Regions from separate parts of the Mus musculus genome. Here region 2 is linked to region 1. The links are chromatin loops, found by intact Hi-C in ENCODE. Cell type or tissue: left cerebral cortex. All regions are shown on one strand.

The links. Peaks named below come from ENCODE experiments on the same cell type or tissue, not always from the same donor. Only the 100,000 strongest peaks of a DNase experiment are listed, where the experiment ranks them.
Region 2: a loop joins it to region 1, with 6 times the contacts of the local background. A loop is called at or near these places in 6 of 42 quality-filtered maps.

What each region holds. Positions count from the first base shown.
Region 1 is chr14:13,197,173-13,199,672 of GRCm38, reverse strand. The region is part of intron 2 of Gm5087 (predicted gene 5087); the gene reads left to right. Among named protein-coding and RNA genes, the nearest start is that of Gm5087, 86 kb to the left of the region's middle. In left cerebral cortex, a CTCF peak has its summit at 977 (motif pointing right); a DNase peak (open chromatin) is centred at 992.
Region 2 is chr14:12,823,508-12,826,007 of GRCm38, reverse strand. No RefSeq gene overlaps it. Among named protein-coding and RNA genes, the nearest start is that of Cadps, 1.7 kb to the right of the region's middle. In left cerebral cortex, a CTCF peak has its summit at 1,063; a DNase peak (open chromatin) is centred at 2,245; H3K4me3 peaks cover 240 bases; H3K27ac peaks cover 373 bases.

The DNA of each region.
Region 1 (2,500 bases):
GCATCATCTTGGCAGAGCTTCCTAGAAAGAAGGACTGGGATGTCTGCTGTTCAAGCTTCTCTACCCAAGGCTTAATTCAAGGACCTTGGCTGCCACCACTGTGCAGGTAACTCAAGTGTCAGCTGCTGGGTCATCTGCCTAAAAACTTTCCACCAACAGCCTGCCCAATTGATTTTGTGTCTCTACAGATTCACACCACACCTCCTGCAATCCAGTCACCTCTCTCAGAGTAAGGCCATCTATATGGGTCACCTGAAAAAACAAACAAACAAACAAACAAACAAACAGGAGAAAGAATGATAGAATTATGGTCCCAGGGGGTTCCCAAGGTTTCAAACAAGCTGACTTAGAACTTGCTCACTAAGCAGGGACATCCTATTGGCAGACAAGAAGATGAGGATGTTGGTTCTGGAGGCTCGGCTCTTATCTTTTCTATAAAGCATCATGGTATCTGAGTTCCAAAAGAGTCCCTGAATCTCATAATGGTTTCACTCCTCTTGCTCAGGTTAAGTATACTTGGTTTCAGCTGCTTACCGTCAAAGAGCCTTGAAGGAGAGAAAACAAAACAAAACAAAACAAAACAAAACAAAACAAAACAAAACAAAAAGCCTACCATACCTGGAAGGGACAGGGTGGGGCCAGGCAGGCTCCATATTCTCATTTAAGAAGACATGCATATCACTGACAAAATTAACTTATTTCTCATCTGTAGCTAGGGGATCACAATAATCATCTTCCATCTTAGAGATTCATAGATAAGACTAATTTGTTAGAAAGTTATTATGGAATGAAGCTTACCCTTGTTAAGCTTCTTGACCAGTGGGCTGCATCAGGTCATCTAGACACCGTTGGCTTCCATGGGATCCCTGGCCAGCTAAAGAAGATGTGAGTACTACTCCTTTACACAGTTGAGAAAGAACAACTGCATTCAAACTTGCAACCTAAAATGAGCTACACCACTACTATCAGGAAACAGAAGGGGGCACCCTAAGAATGTGTAAACAGTAGTTAGCAGACACACTAGCAAACCTTTTAAAGGTCCTGTCATGAATGCTTTCTCTGTAGTACAGGAAAGGAAAATGTGGTTCATTTTAGAACTAAATTTATTCCAGGGAAGTCCATGACTCAGGGATAAAATTTAGAACTACCTAAGTCAACCTCTGAGAGCAAGAGAAAGACAAAGGAAAATGATTTCCACATCTGTGGCATACACTTAATCAGATTGTTAGGGTAACATACATAGGAACTGTCTGCATTTAATAACTTGGAGGTTAGAGGGAGATGGTAAAATTACTTCAAGGAGTAATTTATCCATGCCAAACATGGCTTTTTTGAAGACTGTTTACAAATGTGCACAAGCCTGAGAAACAGGTGTACAGGTTTCTCCAAGGTCATCAGCAAAGCTAGCCCCTAGCCTGGCATTTTAATTATTTCTTCAGATTGAAGCAAACTGTTTTCTCATCTATGAGAACTCTGAAGTAAACTGGTAGATCATCCAGAAAATCGTCATCAGATGAAACAATAAAAAGAAAGAGTTTGAAGAGATGAAGACAAGGAGAAAGAACAGTAAAAAATGGTTGAAAGGGGAATGTGGGGTGGGAGGAATGGGAGAGAAAAGCACAAGACAAGAGAGCTACAAGGGGAAGGTAGGGAAGGAAGAAGGAAGAGAGGAAGGAAGGGACAGAGAAAGAAAGAGAGAAAGGGAGAGAGGGAGAGAAAGAGAAGAAGGAAGAAGAAAAAAGGGAAAGGAAAAGATAAGATAAGACAAGACAAGAAAAGACTGTAAAACAAATCCCTCTGGGATTTCAGAAGGACCTTCATTGGTCTGAGTGACCAGGCTTTTCTATATGTTCCTTCATACACCTGGAGATCAAACCCAAATCCCAGGCCACACAGTAGAACTAGACGACTCAGGAGGACATTTAGGAGGAAGCCAAGGGTGACTCTTAGCAGAGCCATCGAAGCAGGAGTATTGACTTAGCAAGCAAAGAGTGGCCTTCTGTGAACGGCTTTGCTTTCACCAGCTGTTCCTCAGTTAATGAATATGGAATATTGACTCAGGGGTGTCCCCAAAGGTGGCCAGAAAGCAATCTCATTTCAGTCCTGTCAATAGCCCAGTGCCTAGAGGATGGTGCCTAGAGGGGGCACAGTTCACCCCCACTCTGCCTCTCTTCAGAGCCTTAGGCCAGTGTGTGTGTGTGTGTGTGTGTGTGTGTGTGTGTGTGTGTGTGTTTATGTTCACCAGATGGGAATGGCCTGTCATAAAGACATAGAGACACACCTGGTCACTGTTTTCTAAACACTGTTTAGGACAAGGAGAAATTGAGTCTTTAACTTTTTAAAGAAATTACTATGGTAAATAAATAAGCTTCTTTTAAATGAACTCTTAATAGTTTATTTTATACCATATATGTAGAAAATAATATTGCACATAAGTGCTCCACCCTACACACACTGGAGTAAAGCCAAAGGAAGCCTTTACATATCTGAATGTCTGTAT
Region 2 (2,500 bases), 370 kb after region 1:
GATGAAAGGAGTTGAAGATATGAAGATATCAGATATGAGATATCAGATATGGAGATGCAAAATTTGGAGTTTGCCCAGCTGCTTTTCCGTCTTGTTTGGTCCAGAATTTACTTACTAGGAAGTTTTGAATGATAGTGTATAGCCTATGATAATGGAAGCATGCTATCTGATTTCTGATTTTGATTTTTAGAGGATTACAGTTAAATGATTGGAAGACTCTTAGAAAAGACTTTGAACATTGTATTTTTAACATTATTGAGACTGCTATAGATTGTGGGACTTTTGAATTTGATCCAAATATATTTTTGCATTATGCTATAGCTAGCTATGTCCCACTATATGTTTGAACAATCCTATGGGAGCCAGGTGGTAGTTTGAATATGCTTGGCCCAGGGTGTGGCACTATTAAGAGGTATGGCCTTGTTGGAGTAGTTGTGGCCTTGTTGGAAGAAGTGTGTCACTGTGGGGTGGGCTTTGAGACCCTCCTCCTAGCTGCCCATGAGCTAGTTTCTTCTGTTTGCCTTAAGAACAAAATACAGAACTCTCAGCTCCTCTCTCACCATGCCTGCCTAGCTGGACACTGCCATGCTTCCTGCCATGATGATAATGATCTGAATCACAGAACTTGTAAGTCAGTCCCATTTCAGGGTTTTCCTTTGTATAAGTTGTCTTGGTCATGATATCTCTTCACAGCAGTAAAACCCTAACTAAGACACTATCTAAACTGTAGATTTCTATCTTTAATAAAAGGTGGATATTGCATTTCTACATTAAGGACTATTTGGAATAAATAACAATCCCCCAAAATCTGCAAAAGTATAAAACCAAGCAAAATCTTATTACATCATTTCATGAAGTGTAAATAGATATACAGACAGAATTCACATCACTGTCTTCACTGTGTAATAATTAAATGTACAAACTGTTACAGGGAACATATTTGATCAATTAATGATCTCTGTCTGGTCTTAGCACACTTTCCTCAAATTAGTTCCTTCTCCCTAAACAACCTCTTTATATGCTAAGCGCAGTCTCTCTGTATGGTCAAATGCATTATAATCCAGCTTTCTTTGTCCTCTTCACTCACCCATAGGGGAGCTCTACAAAGCTCTGTACTTTTCTTCCTGTGTCCTGTCATTACATCTCTCTGAGTCACCACTTCAACCTACAATATCCATTCCCCATGTTCCCTCTTGAAAGTTTCATTCTCTTATTTGATAATATAGTTCACTATATCCCAATTTGCTTTATTCATGAGAACCTTTTTCCATTTACAAACCTAGATTTGTTGACATTATGTTCGAAATAAACGTGCCGCACTTCTTTGTGTCTCCCAAAGGAGAATATACTCTTGTGAGAATCTTCTGAATGTTCCATGTCCAGAAGCACTTAGAGCAGTTCATTAACAAAAAAAAAAAAAAACAACCAAAAACCAAAAACCAAAAAACAAAAAAAAAACCAAAACAACAACAACAACAACAAAAAGCTTACTAACAGCTGTTGATCCACTGACTGGATTACCATAGTTTTCTGCTCCAGACAAACTGGTAAACATGTTTTATTTCCTCAGAAGAGTTTAATAGAACTGGTAGACTGTCAAAGTTTTCACACTGTTCAATTTTAAAATGTTAAATGAATTTTAAAAAGTGGGCCATTAAAAAATAAAGGCCATAAAAGCTTTATCTTTTATGTATGATAAAAACCAAATACTAGCAGTGAATATATTACTTAATTCAAAAAATGAAGAGAAATTTTTGGAGTGAAGTACAGATACATTTTGCTTTGAGTTCATTCACATATTTAATCAGGTTTACCAGAAAGCTTATAGTAAAACTCGTGGTAGATTGTAAAACACAGAACAACAGTTGTTATTTAAAATTTAAAGTCATGCTACTCATTTATAAAAAGCAGCTGATAAGGGAATTAGAAAATATGCGAGCATACAAGCTGAAGACTAGGTCTTTAACTGGTTTTCTGATGCATCTAAATTCTCTGGTTAGGTTCAGCACGCTGGCCAGCTCCCCCGTGCCTTCTGGTCCCTGTTGGCTTAAGAAAGGAAGGATTCCAGAATAAAGGCATCATCTGTATTAATAATGACATCATTTATATTAATAATGACAATTCCACAACTCAAAGTAAAGACAGTGTAACAGAGACAGTAAATTCGAAATTGCTGCTGCCGAGTTTGGGGGGTGTCTGATTTGGTGTGTGTGGTTCCTGTTCCTTCCCTCAGATCTTCATGGAGGAAGGAAGGGCTGAACAGCCAGAAACCTGGCAAGGTTCAGCAGAAAATACACGGACTTCTAGAGACTGAAAAAAGCTTCACTGACTTGGAGTTGGGGACGTTTGATTTCTACTTAAATAGCCGAACTTCATGATCCATACATTAATTCACTCTGATTTGATGCATTTGTATTTTACAGTGGTATTGATTGTTGGAATAGAGGTTTACACAGATGGAAAAAAAAAAAAAAACACACACTGCCTCCCCTTCCCACTG